Regions from separate parts of the Homo sapiens genome. Here regions 1 and 2 are each linked to region 3. Evidence: read pairs that join two places in POLR2A ChIA-PET (ENCODE). Cell type or tissue: A673. All regions are shown on one strand. Links, peaks and the distances in the headings refer to the core of each region. The heading gives the core; the rest is flanking DNA.

Evidence for each region. Peaks named below come from ENCODE experiments on the same cell type or tissue, not always from the same donor. Only the 100,000 strongest peaks of a DNase experiment are listed, where the experiment ranks them.
Region 1: POLR2A ChIA-PET joins it to region 3 with 8 read pairs; 1 of 35 experiments calls an interaction of 5 or more read pairs at or near these places.
Region 2: POLR2A ChIA-PET joins it to region 3 with 7 read pairs; 1 of 35 experiments calls an interaction of 5 or more read pairs at or near these places.

Annotation. Positions count from the first base shown.
Region 1 is chr14:96,885,205-96,893,359 of GRCh38, reverse strand. No RefSeq gene overlaps it. Among named protein-coding and RNA genes, the nearest start is that of LINC00618, 54 kb to the left of the region's middle. In A673, for the core only: no CTCF peak of the experiment used is centred there; DNase peaks (open chromatin) are centred at 4,219 and 4,569; H3K27ac peaks cover 1,132 bases.
Region 2 is chr14:97,061,709-97,069,863 of GRCh38, reverse strand. No RefSeq gene overlaps it. Among named protein-coding and RNA genes, the nearest start is that of LINC02304, 89 kb to the left of the region's middle. In A673, for the core only: no CTCF peak of the experiment used is centred there; DNase peaks (open chromatin) are centred at 3,123, 3,363, 3,933 and 5,233; H3K27ac peaks cover 5,000 bases.
Region 3 is chr14:96,473,723-96,481,877 of GRCh38, reverse strand. AK7 (adenylate kinase 7) reads right to left here. Exons shown (of 18, transcript NM_152327.5): 15 at 3,216-3,413. Among named protein-coding and RNA genes, the nearest start is that of PAPOLA-DT, 25 kb to the left of the region's middle. RefSeq lists a silencer at 7,640-7,840. In A673, for the core only: no CTCF peak of the experiment used is centred there; DNase peaks (open chromatin) are centred at 2,277, 3,527 and 3,927; H3K4me3 peaks cover 1,864 bases; H3K27ac peaks cover 3,042 bases.

The DNA.
Region 1 (8,155 bases), core at 1,489-6,488, 410 kb before region 3:
CAAAGACAACTTGATATCAGGTGGAACAAAAAGAAACACTCCAGAAGGGAGGCATCCAATTTAAAAACAAATTGATGAATTTTCTGATATGATTGAACATGTGAAATAAAAAACTACTGGTGGGTGTTATAATAGATCTGATGGAATAACTGTAAATAGTCAAAAATATGTAAAAAACTTAGAAAAAGATTAATGAGGCAATTTTTAATTCCAACAGAAGCAAAAAGTTTTACCAAAAAAGGAAACGACATCACAATACACTGAAATAAGTAATATCTACCTAGTTGAAACAATGTAAACCCTGACTACCAATTTATCTAAAAATACCTAATTGTACGAAAGGATAGGGGAAGGGGAAGAGTACAAGAGAGCTAAAATCTCATCTATCATAATAAGAACTCAATACTTAAGTTTTAAAATTGATAAATAGTAAATTCGTCAATGTGACAGCAAAACACAAAACTCAAAAATTGTATTTCTTTACACTAACAATGAATCTGTGGAAACTGAAATTAAAAACAATACCTGCCAGGCACGGTGGCTCACACATGTAATCCCGGCACTTGAGGAGGCCGAGGTGGGCGGATCACCTGAGGTCAGGAGTTGGAGACCAGCCTGGCCAACGTGGTGAAACCCCATCTCTACCAAAAATACAAAAATTAGTCGGGCGTGGTGGCGGGTGCCTGTAATCCCAGCAACTCTGGAGGCTGAGGCAGGACAATTGCTTGAACCTGGGAGGTGGAGGTGGCAGTGAGCTGAGATCACACCACTGCACTCCAGCCTGGACAACAGAGCAAGACTTCAACCCCTCCCCCCCCACCAAAAAAAAAACACAAAACCATTTACAACTGCTTCAGAAAAAAGTTAAATTCTTAGGTATACACTTAACAAACTAAGTACAGGATTGTATATTGAAACTCAAAGACCTAAACAACAACAACAACAACAACAAAGTATTGTGTTCATAGATCGAAAGATTTAACACAATAAAGATGTCAGTTCTCCCAAAATTGTCTGTAGTTTCAATACCATTTTTTGTAGACCTCAATTTCATTCTAAAATTTGTATAGAAAGGCAAAAGTTCTCGAATAGCTAAACCAATCTTTAAAAATGACCAAGCGGGAGGAATCTAATACCAAAGCTCACTATATAGCTACAGTAATCAAAACAGTGTGATACTGGCAGATCAGTGGACATAGAGCTAGCTGAATAGAAAATCCACAAATAGACTCATCTACAAATATGTCTAATTTTTTCTGATGGTGCAAAATCAATTCAGAAGAGGAAGAAAAGTCTCTTCAAAAAATTGTTCTGAGGCCAGGCGCGGTGGCTCACGCCTGTAATCCCAGAACTTTGGGAGGTCAAAGTGGATGGATCACGAGGTCAGGAGTTTGAGACCAGCCTGGCCAACATGGTGAAACCCTGTCTCTACTAAAAATACAAAAATTAGCCGGGCCTAGTGGCGCATGCCTGTAATCCCAGCTACTTGGGAGGCTGAGGCAGGAGAATTGCTTGAACCCGGGAGGCGGAGGTTGCAGTGGGCTGAGATTGCGCCATTGCACTCCAGCCTGGGCAACAGAGCGAGACTCAGTCTTGGAAAAAATAAAATAATAGTAATAATAAAATTGTTCTGAAACAATTGGACATCCATAGGCAAAAAGCAGAATCTTGACTCGAAACTCACAGCTTATATAGATATAAAAAAACCCTCAAAATAGATCAAAGCCTTAGATGTAGAACATAAAACTCTAGAACTTTCAGGGAAAATTGAAAAATCTTCAGAATCTAGGGCTAGGCCAAATTCTTAGACCAGACACCAAAAGCATAATCCCTAAAAGGCAAAGCTGATGAATTGGATGGTGCTCTCTTAACTATGGTCTTCAAAATTCAGCCCTCTGGGCAACAGATAGAACCTTCTCTAAGGAAATAGACCAGTCCAAGAGAAAAGACCTTAAGTGAATCACATGGTAACACGTGAGGTGCCTCCTGTACTGTGTGCAATGTCAAATCCTCTCTCATTCCAGACCAAGTGACGTCAGCCAACTCTGCCCAGGCTTCTACCAGGTTCCTGAAGGCCCCTCTCCTTTCCTTCTCTAGGGGTTGTATGAGATGCCTACCAGGAACATTGCATTCCACATGTGCAATTCAGGAGCATGGGAAAGTTAGCACCCAAAAGATCACACCACTGCACTCCAGCCTGGGCGACAGAGACTCCATCTCAAAAAACAAAACAAAACAAAACAAAAAACACACAGCAGGGCTGTTCTTGCTTTGTCTTCCATAGGAGAAGCCATCAAACTCATCTCTTAGAGAGTTTTGTGACATGATTTTTAAAGCCAGTTTTATTTTTATTAAAGCTCAATTAGTTACATATACAATAACATATTAATTTTACTGCATTATAATCTTAACATGGATAAAATGACCTCTCTTGTCCTTTTCTATCAGCTTCTGGTATAGAACAAAAATCATCAGAGACCATCCAGCTGTTGCTTTGCTAAGACATGTGAAGCTCTTATACTTTCATTGATGTTGCCTCAGCCATCTAGCCAAAGACTGAAAAAGTAAACTTGTATGAAAAATCCCATGTGAATATGGACTCCTAAAATGGAAACGTAATTTTAGCAGAATTACCTCCACCCAGATTTTGTCTGCCAGGTGGCTTTCAGTAGGGAAGATAACATCATCAAAGACAAAGCCTGATCACAGTTCTGGGGGTGATAGAGAAAGCTAGCTATGGAAGAATGGTCAAATAGAGGGAGATGGAAAGTATTTGAACCTCTTGTGACTTTGAAAAATTTAAGATTAAATACAATTTCTAATAGCTTCTGAATGGGGCAATAGAAAAAGCCATCATTTGGAGTCTTAAAAAATCTGTAGATTTTTGAAACAGAAAAACTATTCTTTTCAAAATAGGACACTGGCAAAATGGGGCAGGGTGGGGGTGGAGGGCTGTTTCAGTTGCACTGGACTGAGTCAAGGTGACAGGATGTATTTGCCCACTAGTTTCTCTCCACGTCTTCATTCCCAGGATACTAACGATTCAGAGATAAATGTACACTGAATGCACCCTGTACCAGTCTAATTTCTTTTGACAGCCTGCATTACAAATTGTAAAAATTTTTGAAATTAAGTACCTTTGAAAATGGAAAACTGAACTAACGTTCCAATTTGGAGGAAGGGGGACTCAATGTAGAAATTAAAATCATGGTAAACTAATTTGCCAAGGGTGGGGGAGTGTTAGAAATGGTCTTCTGACTTTAACCATAATAATAACGAGGACTATCAATTAGGCAAAGAGTGCTCTGAGCCTATGTGTTGGCTCCACTACAATTTTTTTTTTTTTAAATGTCTGGCAGAATGTTTTACAAACTAAACCCAGCGAGACTATAATTCTACCAGAAGGTGCCTCAGATGGTTTTGCTAATAATTTTGATAAGCTAAAATGGAGAAAAACATCATTTCAATTATTCACTTTTCAAAAACCATCAATTTTAAGTTACAATATTAAATGTCTTTCTTCCTTCCTTCATCGCCATCAACCAAATGAAACCAAACCCTGGAAGAACCCTCACCAAAAGGCAAAGGGGGTAGGCAGTGACATTTTTGAAATATGTTAGCATGCTAAAAATCTTGTCATTAATTTCTTGCCGCTCAGAAGTTGTGTCCAGTTTATGTGTAACTTTGAGGAGAGTAAGTTCCTTTAGAGAACTCGGAGGAAGCCAGCATTGCTACTGCCGCAAAGATGAAAGTGCGAACCACCATATATTGGCTTTTAATAGCCTTTTAACCAACTTTGTTAATGGACTGAATGCAATTTAGATATGGAACTTGGCGAAAACGTAGCTTCAATTGGCTATTAAAATTTAAGAGCCAACTAAGATAGCTAATTACAAAAAAAGCTCCAGTGATAATGCTAAGCAGAATTAGTAATAGCAAATGGCAGTCTGTCTAGTCTTATTCCCACAGGGAAAGAAACTCTTAACTGAGAAGTCAACCAGACAATGTGCAGCAAACCTAATTGCATTACTGGTATTATGGCATACGAATCTGGCAGCTCCCTGGGACAAAACAGGGAATAAAATCTGCCGAACTCGAGGCAGAAAGCGACTGACCCTCGTTTACATGCCAGTTAGAAAAGATTCCAGGAAATGTTATTTCTATTCAGAGTTGATGAGTAAATGCTCTTTTACTAAGGAACATTCCTGTAAAACCCTAGTAAGGACTGAGCAGTAAGGAAACAGACCTTCCAAAAAAGTTTCAAAGAAATAGATCCGACACCCACGCAGAATTAGATTTTTCCTTTAGATATTTAGGTCTTAAAAAAGGCAACAATAAACATCTGACTGCTAAAAAGTTGAGTTTAGAGGAGAATAATGTTCTGCTTTTTGCTTCATTACAGATACCCTCATTATGGCATCAGCTGAAGTGCAGACTGGCTCTCCTGTGAAGATTTATCATGTGTGGTGGCCACTTTGAATTGGAGGTGCTGTAGTCTTCAACATTCCCTAGTCAAGTGTCTCCCTGCTGTGCCTGTAAATGTCAGTCCAGTTTTTTCACGGCTGTGCGCACAGATTAGAAACAGCAGGAGAGCTTGGGAGTATGACTACAATACCAGTAAGGACACTTGTCTTCGTGGCACTGCTCAAGTGATTCTTGGAATGCAGGACCCTGCTGTTTTCTAATATTTACACACAACTGGAGTCATCAAGAGCAGTAAATGCAGTCTAAAGGAAGCTTGCTTCTTTGTGTTAGGGACTTTACATTCAAATAGGGGTATCAACAATAACATTAAAAAAAATCCATTTTAAAAACTTTCATATTTCCCCTCAATTTTGCTGCTACAAGACCAACCAGGTATTATCATGACTGTTCACTTAGCTTGACCCTCCCTTCCAAACACTTTCTATGTGCATCACACAGTTCATTGGGAACAGCAGGTGTTTCAGATTTTTGGCCTCAATTGTGTTTTTGCAGGCTGTGGTTTCTCTGACCTCTACAAGAACAGACAGGGCCTTGGAAACCATTTTGATGTAATTTCAACCACCTTTGCTTTCTGAACACTTTGCATGACATATCAGAGACTTATTTTGGGACTGTAGCACCTGGAATACAGACGGCTTCTCTTTTGAAAGTCTAGTTAGAAACTTAAAAAAAGGAAAAAAAAACCCATTGCAACTGTGTGCATATCTTAAGAAATGTCTAAATGACCCTACTTAAAATTATGAATGCTAAGGCACAATATTTAAAAAATGGCAAAAACTACAATTACTTTTGCATCAATCTAATACTTTGCCATAACTGTTTAATTATCTGTCAAGGGTTTCTGGACTAGAAACTTGGGGTGGGGAGGTACACAGGGATTAGATCATATACTTCTGCAATTACAATGTCAAGCAGACTGGGATGTACGTTATTACTTCTCCAGTTAAACTGATTCACATGTTTGCACCAAAATGTTCCATAATAGTTAACGAAGTAAATGAAGACGTGAGGCTGTTTGTGTTGGGGCAGGGGAAGGAGTAGGGAAGAACTAAAATATCCACGTCAAAGGTCTTCCTAAGAACCTTGGAGGCACATTTCTCGACCTACAAAAGTTCAAGAAGTAAATGTACTTTTTTCTCTCTTCACCGGACAATCTAATAGAATCACTTCCCAGTTGTAACTTTCCCTGGAATACACTGTCCTAGAACTTTCGAGTCCTCAGGCTTAGCTGACCAGACCCTTCAGTGGCTCTACTTTCACTTTTAAGTACTAACACATATTGGTCCCTTATGGGAAAAGACTACGAAAGTGTGTAGGGACCTTTCTCACATCTGAGAATTATACCAAGGACCACCATCATGAACTTTTGAACTATGATTTTTGTGTCAAGGCCAGAGAGAATATTGAGTACAGCAATTTTTCCACTTTTAAAGAAACTGTTGCCCAGGTATTGTACGGTGTTCATTTTAAGTAACTGTGATGGCTTTTCACTGGCTTCTATAGGATCAGAAGCAGAAAGCCAACACACAGGAAAGTGGAAAGAGCATTCAGACGACTGTCCCACCCTCTCCCCAAACTCTGGATTCACTCCTCCCTGTTGCATCCCAGGCACAAAGATTATATTATCATCTCCACTCACATGGCTGACATCTCAGAACAACGTTCTAACATTGGACTTAACTAAAAAGACGGTTTTTTGAAGATCATCTGCAGTGGTTTACAAATGAAGCTGAATTTTCTCAATGCAGAAGTTTTACAGGGAACTGAATTCATGACAAGCCAAACTACAAAAATTCAAGAATGCTATTCATAAGTTATAAAATGCTATGCCATCATAAACTCACCATTGTACGTACAAATGCATCCTGAGTACAGTGGAAATGGTAAGCATTTTATTTGTGTAACACACATGTGATAGAGAATTGTCTAAACCATCTGGTCAGCAGTAGACTGCATACAATTACTAATGTAGTGTATAAGGCTATCTACATATCAAGACCCTTTTATAATATTAATTCTTTAATGTGACTTGTACTTTATCAGTAGAACTTAGTAAGTTAGAAGACTACAGAATAACCTGTGGAACTTTAAAAAAAACTATAAAATTTTTTCCATGCAACTGCTATAACTAAAAAATTAAACAGACATGAAATAGGACTAAGAATAACACAGCCAAAGGACAAGAGTTAGATTTCTGTAGTGGTGGTAGGATCATAAGCGAATTTTGATTTCTGTTAATGTGGTTTGGGCAATAAATTAGAATTAATAAGTAAAATGGCATTAATTAAGTCAGTGTGGTGCGGGCATAAGAACAGACAGATCAATGAAATCAAACAGATAGTCTAGAAACAAGAGTATGTAATAAAGCAGGCATCACAAACCAGGGTGGAGGAAGGGTGGAGGAGATCATTTATTTAACAAATGGTACTGAAGCTACTGGCTAGCTGCTTAGAAAAAAATCTTTGTGATCCTCACCTCATGGCATACATTTACCAAAATAAGTCCCATATGGATTGAAAATTTAGAAGCATTAAAACAAAAAAGCCTAGAAAAAGTCATGGTAAATATTTCTAATTTCTGGATGAAAAAATATTTTTAAAGTAACAGAAATTACAATGAAAGATCAATAGATTAAAGTGATAGAAGCTAAACTTCATAAAAATTAAAAATATATCATACACAAAAAATAAACAGGAAAAAGTCAGCAACAAAAATGGCAAAGAGTTAAGGTCATTACTGTATAAACAGTACTTATCAACACACCAAAAAGAGTGATTAGTTTACAAATAAAGGTTTGGGTGCACTAGCAATAAAAAAAAAAATTACCTTATCAAATTATAAAAATAAAATTTAATGTGTTAGTCTGGATGGCTTAAATAGCAAACATTTATTTCCCACAGTTCTGGAGGCTGAGAAATAGAAGTTCTGGCAGATTCTATTCCTGGCCAGGCCCATCTTCCCAGTTTGCAGACGGTCACATGACAGAGACAGACATCATCTCTCTCCTGTCTCTTATGAAGGCATTAATCCCATTAATCATGAAGGCTTCACCCTCATGACCTAATCACCTCTCAAAGGTCCACCTCCAAAGACCATCATCTTAGGGGTTAGGCTTAAACACAGGAACAATGCAGGGGACACAAACTTTCAGTCTATAACCCTCGAGGATGACAAAAATGTAGGTTGGGCACTCGGATCTACTGGGCAAAGTGTTAACTGATAGATTTTTGCAAAGCAATTTGATAAGGATCCACAACTTTTCATTTCATAGTCTTTGACCCAGTGGCTCCCTTTTGAAAATCTAAGAATATTCATATGTCAATGAAGATTTCTGCCCAATTTTGTTCAAAAATATTGTTTATAATATCCCAATATTGAAAGCAACTTAAATGCCCAATAATACGAAAATGGTCATGAAAGTATCACAAATTCATTTAAAAAAGTTAAGAAAACATAGAAGTTATATTCATGAAGTATTCATAATAACATAAAAAGTATTTAATGTTAACTTTAAAAAGAAGAATATAAAGCTGTATACGAAGCATAACTATTTAAAAATAAAAATGCATAGAAATGACTGAAGAAAATGTGTCAAAACATTAATAGTGGTTGCCTGTGGGTGGTAGGGTAGTATTATCGCTGGTTTGTCCGTTGACACTTTTCTGTATGT
Region 2 (8,155 bases), core at 1,489-6,488, 590 kb before region 3:
AAGCAAGCCTGAGGCCACAGACAGGATGGAGCTGGGCGCGAAATCTCCCGCCTCCCACTGGAGCTCCATGTCCCCTTGAGTCACTTGGGCCAATGGCTGAAGGAAATGACGCAGCTTTTGAAAGCCAACTGATGTCAGAGAAAACAAAGAGAGGGCAGCTATGCATGTGCTCCTTTGACACCCTGCCACCCTCTTCCAGAAGCCCCCTGCATGTGGCAAACGATGCATCTGGAGAGTCTGGAGTGAGATGCTTTTGGAGAGCTGGTGAAGTGTGATCCGAAGTCCTGGGTCACATTGCAGTTGACCAGACAGGTGGCCATGGGCCAGTCATTTCATCCGTCCTCATCTCCAAATCTTCTTTCATGGAGATAATCACATCAACCCATGGGCCTCTTGTGCAGCTCCAACAAAATTGCATCTGAGAAGAGACTTCATACCCAGGACAGACGTTCTCAATGTAGGTCATACCTGTGGGTATGGCCCTCAGAGACAGTGAGATCTCCAGACGAGCACTGACATTCTGCTCCAGAAAAGACCCCAGTCCATCTGTTGTCACACATTTCTGTTTTCAATTCCCAGGCTCCCAGGAATCTATTCCTCTGGCCCTCTGAGCAGGTCCCATGAAGAGCCAGAAGGTTTTCCCCAGCAGCCAGTTCCCACCCCACCTCCACCCACACCCAAGACAGGTGAGAAGCTAATCCTCCACCAGGTGCTCCAGTGACACCCTGCCACCCCCCTCCTGAAGCCCCCTCCTCACCCTTAACAGGGAGGAGGTCAGCTGTGTGTTTATCAGGACCCCTGCTGGATTGAAAACCTGGGACTGTGGATGTTCACTGCTTTTTCCCAGTACTCTACGCAGGGGTGGTACACAGTAGGTGGTCCATGGGCTTGGTTAAGTGAACGTACAAATGAAGCCAAGCCCCATTGGTTGGTGCCCTTAGTATGCCAGACCCCATGCTGGCCGTTCCCTCTCTCTATCTTACCCCAGCCTGACACTGACACGTTGGAGTTGGCCTCATTAAGTCTAGTTCACAGAGGAGTAAAAGGAAGCTCAGAGGAGGGCAGCACCTACAAACCCGGCAGAAAGGGGCAGAGCCAGAACCACGAGCGCACCTGGTGCCTGAGCTGTGGCTATCAGTAGCCCCTGAAAGGCATTTGAAGCCTCTAATTCATGGAACTTCCCTGAGATAGCTAGAGCAGTGGTATCCAGACCTGTGGGTGTCACCAAGCAGCAAATTTTAAAATTAAAGATAGAGCGATAGATAGATAGATAGATAGATAGATAGATAGATAGATAGATAGATAGAAAATAGAGATAGGTAAATAGATAAGTTAGAGATAAATAGGTAGATAGATAAGAGAGAGAGATACATGGATAGATAGATGATAGATAAACAGATAGATAGATAGATAGATAGATAGATAGATAGATAGATAGATAACAGATGATAGATGATAGATGATAGATAGATAGATAGATAGATAGATAGATAGATAGATAGATAGATAGATAGATGATAGATAGACAGAGATAGAATTGACATAGAGTTGTCAGCTTTTATTTGGCCAAAACTTAAAAACAAAACCCAAGTACTACATAAAATAGAGTAAAATAGAGAACTTTTCTTCCTTTCATAAAATAGAGAACTTTTCACACCAAAATTCTAGAACAGGCACAAATATGTCTCAGACTAAATGGTAGCTCTTTAAAAGGAAGACCTTGGGCCTGTCGATGTTCCTCATGTTGCAGTTGACCTGCAGCTCCTCATATCGCAGCTGACCTGAGGATACACCCCAAAGCCAGCCCTGGCCCTGGATGGTCACTGGAGACAATGCTCCCCACATTGTTGGTTGTTTTCTTGTTTAGGAGGTGTGTGTTGCACAGGCCCAGGCTGAAGGCAGAGTTTCTTCCTCTAAGATCAAAGCTGAGGTGAGGCAGCTGCATGGCCAGGGCCACTTGTCTGCTGCCATGTATCTCTGCCCGCTGGCTGTGTGGCCCTGGATAAGCTCTTTGCTTGCCTATGTGCCACTGAGGTTCCCTATCTGGAAAAACAGGGTAAAGGATCCCCTGATCAGGCTGCTGTGAGATCATGTGTGTGGAGCCCAGGCTCTGCCTCTGAGCACACACTTTGCTTTCAAGAATAACCCACATGCGGTAGCTCATGCCTTGTAACTCCAGCACTTTGGGAGGCAGAGGCAGGCAGATCACTTGAGGTCAAGAGTTCAAGACCAGCCTGGTCAACATGGTGAAACCCCATCTCTACCAAAAATATAAAAAATTAGCTGGGTGTGGTGGCTCATCCCTGTAATCTCAGCTATTTGGGAGACTGAGGCAGGAGAATCACTTGAACCTGAGAGGCAGAGGTTGCAGTGAGCCGAGATCGTGTCACTGAACTCCAGCCTGGGCCACAGAGTGAGACTATGTCTCAGAAAACACACACACACACACACACACACACACACACACACACACACCTTGCAGAACTCACTGCTCTCCTGTCCCACCGGGGGAAGACGTCCCTGGGCAGGGGGCAGCAGTCATACATTGAGTTTCAAAGCCAAGTCTGGCCTCTAGCAAATCTATCTAATCTATCTATCTATCTATCTATCTATCTATCTATCTATCTATCTATCTATCTATCTATCTATTTATTCCATTCATCTATCTATCTGTCTGTCTATTTATCTGTCTATGTATCTATTAACCTTGTATCCGTGTATCTATTTGTCTTATCTATCTACCTATCTATTTCTATCTTATCTGGGAAGCAAAATGAGGCTCCCCAGAAACGCTTCAAGAGAAAGAGAATCTTCTCTCAGGGATCTCACTTCTGACTTCCCAATGAGCAGATCCAGTGCAGTCCTGCCCTATTCTCATTCTGGAAAAGTATACAAATAACCCCTTTGCTGTGCATGGGTTGTTGGGAGGAGATTCCTGCCCACATCTCCAGCGAAAGCATTTGGTGATGGTTCCTGTGAGTCCCTGCATAAGAACCTGGCAAGGTCGGCTCTATCAACCCTGGTTTACAGATGACAAAGCTGGGTTTCTGAATGACACAGGGACTTGACAGAGAAAACAGTAGCTAGAAGAAGACAGGATTCATCCCCTAGCCTCCATGACATCGATAACTCTAAATTCAATAAATAATTGTCCCTTTCTCCCCTGCATGCCCATTTTCTACTACCATATATTAGTGCCTAATGGATGGATGGGAAGGAGGAAGGGGGAAAGGAAGGAAGGAAGGAAGGAAGGAAGGAAGGAAGGAAGGAAGGAAGGAAGGAAGGACGAAATTAGGGAGGGAGAGAGGGAGGGCATTCTTGTTTTCTTAAAATTAAAACTGGGAGAAATCAAATGCATGTCATCTGAGAGTTTGGATACACAGAGAAAGTCAGGAAAGGTGTCGTCTGAGAGGCCCTGCCCCTCAGCAGAGGGGCATCCAAAGGCAGAGACAGAAAAGAAACAGGGGACAGGCGATGTTTAAGAGGATACTGGGATTCTGTCTTTTGTCCTTTGCAGACTAACACTTAGTTTCAAGATTCAGAAACTGCCCTGATATTTTAATCCTTTTCTAATTTGATCTCTTCTCCTTCCCCCACCCACTCAGAACCCCGCTGAGATCTGTCTTTTGTGTCCTCCAACTTTAACCTTGGATTAAACTCCACCCTTCTGGAATTAGCTCCATCCTTCTGAAATGGGGAGAGAGAGAAAAAAAGAGGAAGAAGAAAGAGGAGGAGGAGGGAGGAATGATGAAGGGAAGGAAGGAAGGAAGGAAGGAAGGAAGGAAGGAAGGAAGGAAGGAAGGAAGGAAGGAAGGAAGGAAGGAAAGAAGGAAGGAGGCAGGGAGGGAGGAAGGAGGGAGGGAGGAAGGAAAACGGGGAAGACGAATTTTCAGCCCCTTTGTAGGCCCCATGGTATTGAACAGGATGCCCCCCACTCTGGTCTGACTCCCACCATCCTAATTTGGCCCCTCCATCCTCTTCTGCACACACAGTCCCCAGGTACAAACACACTGTCTACCAACAATCCCTGGGTGTGCTTGCATTTTTCTCCTCTGGACCCTCAGAAATGCCATCTGTTTCCCAATTCCTGTGCCTGACCCTTTTCCTTCTCTGCCTACTGAAGTCCTCACTGTTCACAGCTGAGTCGAGCCTTCAGCTGGAAGTGATGGCACCGTCCTGGGACCTCCATGAACCTCTGTCATCTGTACCCACCCTTTAGATGTTCAGTGAATGCTCCTGGATGCTGCCCCAGATGGCAACAAAGAGCAGACAAAGACATTAAGTTGAAAGATGGACTAACAGGTACCTTACCTGCCAGAGCCAGGAAATTACAAGGGAAGGAAGAGGAAAGCGACTCATCTTGAGTCATCCATGTATCAGGCATAGCCTCTGCCATAGCCCCATTCTGCCTTGCCCTCATTTTACAGATGAAAAAACTGAAGCCAAGACTTGGGGAAGGTTAGAGGTCAATAAGCAGCTGAGCAAAGACCCAGCACAGGTGTGCCCGGCCCTGACACTGTTTCTATTGGGACATCTCACCCCAGTTCAAGACGTTCCTCAGGTTGATCCCCTCTGAGATTCTCCTAGGATTCTCCAGATACATAGGATATTTGACAAACCTCTGTGCATGTTTAAGTTCATGTCTCCATAAGAAGCTATGGAAATTGCAAATTATATTAACAATCATGCAGCACCACTCACTGCTATATTTTCCTAACATGATTTTGATGGGAAGAAATTTCCATAAATTATGTGACTTAGACTTTTGAGAGCTATGGAGGAGCTTAGAGATTCCTTCACATCTAACTCTCTTATTTCATGTATATGGAATTTATTTCTTCCTTCACTCACTCAGCAGGTATTTATTGAGTATCTGCCTATGTCAAAGATTATGCTAGATGCTGGGGATGCAGACATGAATAAGTCTTATCCCCCCTGTCAAAGAATTCACAAAGTGACTGGGTCAATGAACAGTGCACAAATAAGGTGAAATGTGTGGGGAGAGACAGTGATAAATCAGCATAGCCTGAGGACCACAGAGCCCTGTGCTTGAAATCTTGTGACCTGGAAAGCTTTGTGTCCTTGGACAAATCAATTTTTATAAGCCCAAGTTTCCGTATTTGTAAAATGGGGAGAAGAGAACTCGCAAGGTTTTAGGAGGACTGCATGAGACAAACTACAAACACTAGGACCCAAGAGGTTTCTCAGAGGAGGAGTCGCTGGAGCTCAGAGGGTGTGAAGTGACTGGGCTACTGGCAGAGACAAGAGGCGATGCATTGCAGGAAGAGCTGGGTGTAAACACGAAGAGATGAGTGGGCTGGCCCAAGTATAGAGGGTAGCAGAAATGGGAGAGGATGGGAATTTTTTTAAATGATGACAACAATAAGAACGAGCAGATGATAGCTATCATTTCTTGAGCAAACTCTCTGCTAAATGATCTGTGTGCATGATATCTCTTGATCTCCCCAACCACTTTTAAGATAGGTACTGTGATGATTCCCATGTTACAGACATGGAAGCCAAGGCACGGAGAGATGAAGTAACTTCCCTAAACCTGCACAGCTAGGAAGTGGCACATCCAGAGTTTAAGCTCAGGCCTGTAGGCCAGGGTTGGGGAGTGATGAATTCAAAAACCCTTTGGGCGGCCAAGCGCAGTGGCTCACACTGTAATCCCAGCACTTTGGGACGTCAAGGCGGGTGGATCACCTGAGGTCAGGAGTTCGAGACCAGCCTGGCCAATATGGTGAAACCCCATGTCTACTAAAAATACAAAGACTTAGCCGGGCATGGTGGTGGAGGCAAGTAATCCCAGCTACTCGGGAGGCAGAGACAGGAGAGTCATTTGAGCCCGGGAGGCGGAGGTTGCAGTGAGCCAAGATCGCACCATTGCACTCCAGCCTGGGCAACAAGAGCATTACTCCGTATCCAAAAAAAAAAAAACTTTAGGGACCATTATGCCTTTTGCAGATATGATGAGGAGTTGTCACTATTTTCTGCTTTAACTTCTTCCTATTCCCAGTGACCTCAATGGTGTCATCCATCCAAAAGGGAGGTGGGAGAAAGGATTCACATTGCAATCTAAGAGTGAGATTATCCACATGCAGTCTTGCTTTCACACCTTTTTCGACATTTGCACGGCTTAATTAAGGAGGTGACCAGCTGCCACAGCAGATTTTTTGTTTGTTCTACAGCAGCAGGAGGTACAAGAGAGGTCCTTAAAAGGCCCAAAAGTGGTCACAAGGGCTCAGAGAGGGGCTCAAACCAGCAGATTTGCTGCTGGAAGCCAGCTTTCCTTCAGTGGGCCATGCATCAGGCAGCACCGAGCCCCCATCCCCAGGCCCAGGGCCAGGCTGGGGCAGCAGGAGAGGGGAGGATCTCAAGTTCAGCCCTGCTGGGCAAAAAGCTGTGAACTGCATCCATGAGTTTGAGGGCTTGTCCTGCATCACGCGTCATCCGCTATACCATGTATTATCTCACTGAAGCCACCTGACAGCACTGAGGGACAGATGCTGCTGTTATTAGCCCCATTTAAAGATGGAGACACTGAGAGTCCAGGGTTAAGTCATGGTGCCAAGACCCCAAGCCTAGCAGGTGAGGAGCCAAAACTCAGGCGGAATCTTGTTCCAAGTCTCTGTGCTTGACTCCTCACTGCTCGGGCCTTGCCTCCCTTGCGGGTGTGCTCCTGGGAAGACCGTTTCACCCTCACCCTGTGTCTGTCACACCTGGGGGGATGAGGCCTGCCTTGCCGGGTTGCTGAGGGGCATCTGGAAATCTTCTCTATGAAGCACTTCTCATGCTGCCTTGACTGAACTCAGGCCTCTGCAAACAGGAGCTGTTAACTGCTATGAAGGGGCTGTCCAGGTGTGTTAGTTTGCTAGGGCTACCATAACAAAGTACCCCAGGCTGGAGAACTTAAATAACAGAAATGTATTTTTATACAGTTCTGGAGGCTGGAAGTCCATGATCAAGGTGTTGCCAGGGGTGGTTTCTTCTAAGGCCTCTCTTCTTGGCTCATGGACAGCTGCCTTCTCCCTATATCTTCACACGGCCCTCCTCTGTGTGTGTCTGGGTCCACATTCCTTCTCTGAATAAGGACAACAGTCTTATTGGATTAGGGTCCACCCCAGTGACCTCATTTAACCTCAATTACCTCTTTAAAAGATTTTATCTCCAAATACAGTCACATTCGGAGGTACTGGGGGTTAGGACTCCAACACAGGGATTTTGGAGAGGGGCACATTTCAACCCATTATACCAGGGAAGCCAGACAGGCTCTGTTTCAGCAGATGAGTCCTTCCTTTGCAGTTCCTTAGTGTTGGCTCGGACTGCCCCACACCATGCTTTTACCCAAAAATCACCTTGGAGAGGGAGCAGGGCTTTTGCCAGATGCCACAGTGACAAAGCTGAGCCACTCGCTGTCCCTACCCTCTGGAAGCTGACAGTGTCCCCAGTGACTCAGATGTGAGGTGTGACTTACAATTCACACATCACTTTTCATATTCTTTATAGCATTTAATTCTCCCAACTCTTCTAGGGGAAAGTTTCTAGCACTGTCCTTGTTTTGAGCTGTAGAGACTGATGCTCAAAGACCAGGGGATTGGCCCCAGACCACAATGACCATGCATTAAACCTGAATCCCAGGGTTCTCAGCCCTAGTCCAGAGCAGTCTGGAATATTCTTTCTTCAGCCTATCTGGAATATTATTTCTTCAGCCACAAATTTCAATATCTGGTCAACAATAATTTATTGAGTTTCTACTTTGTGCTGGGAGCTTACATAAAAACAGAGGGTGTTGGGATAAAGGAAGGACAAACAAATTACAAATTGCAGAAATGAACAGATCAGTGTGATAGATTGTAAGGGAGAGAATGACTTTAGATGGCATGAACTTGGAAGGTCCCTCTGGGAAGGTGACATGTAAGCAAAGACCAAAAGAGGCAAAAGAGGCCGTGCAAAGGCCCTGGGGTACCCTGGTTTGAGATGATACTGGAGAGTTAGACAGGAGCCAACTCACACACTACCTTGGAAAATATCATTCTAAATATAGTAGAAAAAAACCTTGGACTTGAACCAAGAGAATGTGAACTGTTCATCTGATGATGTTTGCTAGTCTCTCTGGTGTTCTCTCTCATTATTGTAGGAAATGGGAGTGGAG
Region 3 (8,155 bases), core at 1,506-6,505:
CAAAAATTAGCCTGGTGTGGTGGTGCACACCTGTAGTTCCAGCTACTTGGGAGGCTTAGGCAGGAGGATCACTTGAACCCGGGAAGCAGAGGTTGCATTGAGTTGAGATTGAGCTACTGTACTCCAGCTTGGGTGACAGAGCAAGACTTTGTCTCAAAAAAAAAAAAAAAAAAGGTAAAAGTCATATCGGTAGCTCCTCATTGCCTGACCTGTGACATTTAAATGCATTTCTCACTGGGTGTGGTGGCTCACGCCTGTAATCCCAGAACTTTGGGAGGCCGAGATGGGCAGATTGCTTGAGGCCAGGAGTTTGAGACCAGCCTGGCCAACGTGGTAAAACCCTGTCTCTACCAAAAACACAAAAATTAGCTGGGCATGTGGCATACACCTGTAATCCCAGCTACTTGGGAGGCTGAGGCAGGAGAAACGCTTGAACCCAGGAGGCAGAGGTTGCAGTGAGCCAAGATTGCGCCACTGCACTTCAGCCTGGGTGACAGAGGGAGATTCTGTCTCAAAAAGAATAAATAAAATAAATAAATAAATAAATAAATGCATTTCTCCCTGATTACTCTGAGTAGTTACAACCTTGATATCACTAACTGGACACCTTTGAGAAGGTACTTGGGAATGATTCCCCCTAGCAATATTCCACTCTGACCCCAGAGTGGGGCCACTGCTGATTAGACTGGGGTGGGGCACCTCAGCCCGAACTGTGACCAGCAGAGTTGCCCTTCAGGGAATGTGGGATTGGACACAGTGAAGTCAGCTCTGGCCTTGGCTCCCAGGGTAGCATTGTAACTCTGGGGTGTGGGGTGGCCTCAGCCTACCACACAGGCCACAGAGGGGGAGAGTACACTGGCCCAAAGAAAGAGAGGACAAAGAGACACTGAGAGAGAAGCAGAGTCCAGAGCTGATGAGAGGATGTGATTCCCAGCATCTTTCCAGGGCCCCATTCCAGACATTGCAGAGGCCGGGCTGCATCCCTGGCTGTGAGACGCCCTCCCCATCTCCCATCCTTAGGATACATTTCTCCCTTCTGCTTTTATATTATCTCCCAGTTGTCAGTTGTAGATGAGGCCAAATGAGATGGGCACAGGATGAGATGGAACACAATGGCCACTCATTCATTCCTCCCTGTTACTTATTTTTTTTCTCAACATTTCTCCTGGGCTCTCCTGATCTTCCTATAAACAGTTTTTGGGACCTAACTGAAAAGATGACAATCACTATTTTTCTGAAATGTATTCTCCATTCTTTCCTAGTTCTCTAAATAATGTAAACTAATTTCCATATTAGGAGGTACAGAACCCTTAGCTTTTACATATAAAGCATGTCCAACATGCAGAAACATGTCCAGATGAGGACAAAACCCAGTCACTGCTCTGAGGGTGCAGACAAGAAGAATTTGCAGATTTATAAATTGTTTTTGTATTTCTTTTTTTTTTTTTGAGACAGAGTCTCACTGTCACCCAGGCTGGAGTGCAGTGGCATGATCTCACTTCACTGCAATCTCTGCCTCCTGGGTTCAAATGATTCTCCTGCCTCAGCCTCCTGGGTAGCTGGGATTACAGGTGCACACCACCACGCCCAGCTAATTTGTGTATTTTTAGTAGAGATGGGGTTTCACCATGTTGGCCATGCTGGTCTTGAACTCCTGACCTCAGATGATCCACCCACCTTGGTCTTCCAATGTGTAGGGATTACAGGCGTGAGGCACTGCACCCAGTCATTTTTTTATTTCATAATAGTATGTCATGTTATGCCTTAGTGTTGGTAGGAATAACAAAATGACCACTTGTTGAACTCCTTCAATGTGCCAGGCACTTCGTATCTCTCATCTCTACCGTTTGTAACAATCCTGCAAGCCTGATTATTTTCCTATTTCACAGATGAGAAAACTGAGGCCCAGCCACAATTGGAATTAGCTCTCCTGCCTCCTGCTGACATTATCCCTTAGCACTAAGCCTCCCGATACTCCAGGGCTCAAATGCTGTCCCATTGGGCAGTTGGGGGTAGAGAGCAGCCCCTGGAGGCCCAAGGTGTGGGCCTGGCCAGGAAGCTTCCACCAGGCAGAAGCTGGTTCTTTCTCACCAAGCCCATAGGAGGAATACGTGCGAAGGTCCAGAAAACCAGAAAGGTAGGTCAGGGGTTCAACAAGCCAAGGGAAGTAGCAGCAGCTGTGAAAGCTGAGAACTGGAGCCAGGAATGATAATGGTGACGATGAGGCTGACGTGATGCGGGATCATGAGTGCTTGCTGTGTGCTAAGCTCAGAGCTGTGTTTACAGGAAACAAGAAGGAACGCAGTGAAGAGCTATTTGCTCTTCTGGGTAGCTACGGGGATGGGCTGGCCAGTCAGAAGGCTGGGAAAGGGTCTGGAAGAGCACCAGTGCCCAATAATTTAACAGGGACAGAACACTGCTCCCAAGGAACCTGGGGGAATGGCCCAAGCAGCCAGCACCATACACACATTTCTTTAAAAAAAAAAAAAAAAGAGTTTGTCGGCCAGGCACGGTGGCTCACACCTATAATCCCAGTACTTTGGGAGGCCGAGGCGGGCAGATCACGAGGTCAGGAGATCGAGACCATCCTGGCTAACACAGTGAAACCCCGTCTCTACTAAAAATACAAAAAAATTAGCCGGGCACTGTGGTGTGCACCTGTAGTCCCAGCTACTCGGGAGGCTGAGGCAGGAGAATGGCGTGAACCCGGGAGGCGGAGTTTGCAGTGAGCCGAGATGGTGCCACTGCACTCCAGCCTGGGCAATAGAGCAAGACTCCATCTCAAAAAAAAAGAAAAAAAAATTAATCAGGCCTGGTGGCATGTGCCTGTAGTTCCAGCTACTTGGGAGGCTGAGGCAGGAGAATTGCTTGAACCCGGGAAGCAGAGGTTGCAGTGAGCCAAGATTGCACCACTGCACTCCAGCTTGGGCAACTGAGCGAGACTCCATCCCCCCACAAAAAAAAAAAAAAGGATTTGTCATTTGACTTCACAATATATCCATAAATTCTCATACGATAATAACACCCTCCCACCACCAAATCCCCACATAGAATGACTCCCCAGGAGGAGTGCCCTGTGTATTTCATGGCTTCCTGTGCCCCAACCCATGATTACACTCCCCACCCTCCCCCCAGCCCCACAATTACAGCTAGACCTGCACCAAGCTTTGCTGGGGGTCCTGGACATTCACATTATCCTTGAATTCATTTCATACCAATATGTATCGGGTGAATTTCAAGTTCATCAAAATAGTTGAAGACAGTCTCATCGTCGATATTGATGTCCCGGTAGTTGCTCAGAGCCCGGAGGAATCGGTCTTGGCTGTAGTGGGTCCCCGCCACGATGCTCTCAGGAAGGTTTATCACACGCTCCTTCAGAAACTCATCCGAAGCATCCAGTGCACAAACGAATTCTGGGGAGAAGGACAGACTCCAGAGTTGGCACAATACAGCGCAGCTAACTAGCAGGGTGCTGGAGAACGCATGGCCCCCTGGTTACCAGCCAAGACCTCCTGTTGCCACAAATAGCCTGTCCAATTGGCTTTGCTGCCTCTCATGGAGGATAAATAGATGAAAATCACCCCATTTCCAGAGACCACCCTATGAGGCCCAATTAGTATTTTGTGCAATCTATTATTTTCCCTTTCTTCCCCCCTCCCTCTCTTCCTTCCTTCCTCCCTCCCTTCCCCCGCCCTCCCTCTGTCCTTCCTTCCTTCCTTCCTCCCTTTCTAACTAATAAAAGCAGCAGAAATCATAAGTAGCAAATCTCAGATAACCCTGTGATATCAGCTTCCTAGTTAATTTTCACATTGTCTCTTTTCTCTTTTTTAAAAAATACATACTTATATGTATGTATATTTATTTTAGAGAGATACAAGGTCTTACTATGTGCGGGCTGATCTCAAATTCTTGCCTTAAGCAATCCTCCCGCTTTGGCCTCCCAAAGTGCTGGCAGGGATAAGCCACGGCTCCTGGCCTCACGCTGCCTCCTATCCAGCACAATTATCACAGGCTTCCAAAGAGAGCTATGGCTACAAGCAAAATGCTTTGATGGCCAGTTTGCCAAATTAATAAAATGGGAACTCCCCTTGGAATTTTCATGGATCCAGCTCTTTCATCAATGCCATTGGCTATGAAACACTTACGTACAACATGTTATGGTCAGCACTTATCAAATTCAACACACAGATCATGTTAATAATGATGACCATTTTACCCATCTGTGATTTTCTTTTAAACTGTGAAAGCAGCTGTTCCTCCAGCTTCTAGTACAAATTCAATAGATAATTGTTGAGTGAATGAGAGATTTAAGTGTGGATCAGTGAAATAAACTTTCCAAGGTGAGTTGTGATTCTTAGATGTTCTCAACTACAGGAGCAGGGTATACTGGTGCCCAGATCAGTGTCTGGGTGCATCACAAATAGCTTGCTATCTATTAGAGCTCAACAGAACTTGGGAATGATTTGATTTTTGTTCTAAAATTGTATTGGCTTATAACATCATAATGCCATTCTCGTTTACTTGCATTCTAATAAGCTTCCTTGAGTGGGTGAAAAAGGTAAGTGTAATGGGGAAAGCCCACAGGAGGTGTGTCCCCGAGGCATGTGGACATGTGTGAACATCATCTGCTGCAGATGTTAACTGTGAAAACAAAGGCTGAGACAGCGTGTGGAATAAGATCCTATAAATTCATAATAGTTTGATACTACCTCCATTCTGCATACAAGAGGTGTTTTCGCAAGTAAGTTGTTCCTATTTTTTGCTCATCTTTTACCATTTGATTGTCATGATTTTCATGAGTGGCTGCCTTTTGAAAAGGAAGGTAGACATATGAAGCCTCAAATGCTGGTACGGTACTGAAATCAAAAGGATGTCAACAGATTCGCTGAAAATTGAATCCATTTAAGCTCTATGATGTCGGACATCTATATGAAAACTTATTTTCTTTTTAGATTTTTCCCTAACATGATACTCATTTGTTAGAAAATGTATGAACTATGTTAATAATCTATGAATTTCAAAAATATATTCTATCTTTCTTCCAGGCTGATCAGGAGGTGGAAGATTCCAGTTAATCAAATAATGAGTAACATCCTTGGCTTTCCAATTTTCAAAGATTTTTAATATGATAAAATATACTTCTCACTAGATGATTTTTAAAAAAATGTTCATTCTCTTTATGACTCAGAGAACTTCAAGATTCTGCAGTATCTCAAGACAGTTATTCAGAACATCTATTGTCCTTGCACTGGCTAACTGTGGATAGCGAGTAATAGATTTCTGCTTGGTAAGACCGTAGATAACAAGGAGGTCACTGTATTTGGCTATCTGGAATCACATGAAAAATCTATGGTTTTTTTTTTTTTTTTTTTGAGACAAAGTCTCGCTCTTGTCCCCCAGGCTGGAGTGCGGTGGCGCGATCTTGGCTCACTGCAACCTCTGCCTCCCGGGTTCAGGTGATTCTCCTGCCTCAGCCTCCCAAGTAGCTGGGATTATAGGCGTGCACCACCGTGCCTGGCTAATTTTATATTTTTAGTAGAGATGGGGTTTCACCATGTTGGCCAGACTGGTCTTGAACTCCTGACCTCAGGTGATCTGCCCACCTCGGCCTCCCAAATTGCTGGGATTACAGGTGTGAGCCACTGCGCTGGGCTGAAAAAGCTATGTTTTAACAAATTTCCAAATATTAATCAGGTAGGTACAACTTTAAACTTATCTCCTTCAACCAAGAGGTCTTCAAAGAATCAAACTGGACATAGGCTAACAGCAGTGGTAAAATGCAATGGTTGCTCAATGGGAGAGAATACCATCTAGAACTGTATTACCATAGATTGGAATGTGTTTCTTTTATTTTCTGTATCTTATGCTTTGATTTCTTTTTTTTTTTCTTTTTTTTTTTAAGAGACAGGGTCTCACTGTCACCCAGGCTGAAGTGCCGTGGCATGATCAAGGCTCACCACCGCCTTGACCTCCTGGGCTCAAGAGATCCTCCCACTTCAGCCTCCTGAGTAGCTGGGACCACAGGCACATGCCACCACACCCAGCTAATTAAGAATGTTTTTGTGTGTGTGGAGATGGGGGTCTTGCTATATTGCCCATGCTGGTCTCCAACTCCTGGACTCAAGCAATCCTCCTGCCTTAGCCTCCCCAAGTGCTGGAATTGCAGGCGTGAGCCACCACACCTGGTCTGTTTTGACATCTTCAGGGGGGCCTTACAGATCTGGGGAGAGACTGCTGTCCTTCCCAGGCCTAGCCAATACCTAAAGATAGTAACAACTTGCTTGGGAATGCCCCTCCTATGCAAGCCACTCAATCCATTTATCTAATCTCACACAGCAAGCCAGTATTTCCCTTGCCCTAAATCATCCCAGGACCAGGCCCCAGGCAACTAGAGACCACCCGTAAACTCAAACTAGCCAGTCCCGAACGGTTCACTGTGGCCTGTCTTGGCTTTCCCAAAGAAACCCCAACAACGGCATTGATCTAGACCTTTCCCCTTGTTCTTGCTTCTGCCGCCTGACCAAACCTGGCATTCCCCATGTGCCCCCATCTCTAGGGAATCCTAAGTGTAAATTATTTCAATGGCATTGACCTCTCTATGTCACCATTCAGTTCCCTCCCTCAATTAAAATCCTACAAGTACGAATGAAACAATGCCCTACTTTCTTTCAGAGAAATAGAAAATAAAGACAATTTCTGAAAAGTTTGCTAACAACAGATTAACGTTCCAAATAGATTACGTCTTAGACGTGTTTGCACTGTGTCCAACAAAGAATGGAAAGTCCAGTGGCCTACGTTTAAGAGTCCTTGGTCACTTGACCTCTGTGCTTCCATTTCCTTATCTCACAGGCAGGTTTCATTAATTGTTTTGGAGGCAGTGGAGTGAGAAGACCTGAGTTTTAATTTAATCCCCCTACCATTTACTAGTGAGTGGACTTGCATAAATCTCTAGGCTTTAGCTTCTGGATTGGGTAAACATGGGTGTAATTCCTGCCTTGCAGGATTGTGGAAAGGTTCAATGAGTGCCTGGCACATGACAAATTGTGCACGACCAATTGCCAGTTGAACTGAAATGTATCCAGCTGCCTGGATGTTATGGGTGTTATGATTTAGCACAGAGTTTGCAATGAGTGAATATTGCCTAGAAGTGATAAACAAAATGCACTGGACACACCTACCTAGAATTTAATAATCAACAATAAAGTAGATGAACAAACTTTACTTTTTATTTTATTTTTTTAATTAATTTTTTTGAGACCGGTTCTTGCTCTGTTGCCCAGGCTGGAGTGCAGTGGTGTAATCAGGGCACCTGCAGCCTTGACTTCCCACACTCAAGTGATTCTCCTACCTCAGCCTTCCAAGTAGCTGGGACTACAGGTGCATGCCACCACCCCCAGCTAATTTTTTTGATTTTTTTTTTTTTTTTTTTTTAGTAGATATGAGGTCTCACTATGTTGCCCAGGCTGGTCTCTAACTCCTGAGCTCAAGAGATCCTCCCACCTTGACCTTCCAAAGTGCTGGCATTACAGGCACTGTGTCTGGCCAATCAACTTAGCCCACAGGCAAACAATAAATATCCATCCCCAAGGATGACTGCTATCTGGTGGTCTCAGTCCTTCCAGAAGCTTCTCTGCAAACTGTGCTGGACCAAGAGAAGAAAACAGCCACAAGCTGCCTTCCTCGGGGACTTGATACCAGTGAGCAGGCAGGCCCTTTTCAGTTACAGCCTTGTCCTAAGTTGCTGAAAATAGCTTTTCTTCTAGCGATCATATGACCCAAAATGATTCCCTATGAATATCTACCTCAAGCAAACTGACTAAAAACAACAACACTTTTTAACGTTTACAGGAAGGTCACAAGAAATGCCTGCTCAGTACTAAGTAAATCCTGTTGTGTACGATAAATTGCTTATGCTTTGCTTTCAAGAGTACTTTGTGAAATCCCTGTGTAAATATGTGATAGAATAAAACCACTGTGGAGTTAAGAGTGAACTGAAAAGCTTTTGACCTGTGCAATCTCAAGTCAGAAGCTGAATGTCTTTTGGAAGAGATGAGGGCACGGTTAGCACCAAAACCAGGGCAGGGAAGGAGGCTACATGACTCACGAAGTCAAGCCATCAGCAGATTTGCTACCTTTTGCTTTGTTACAGGAGAGA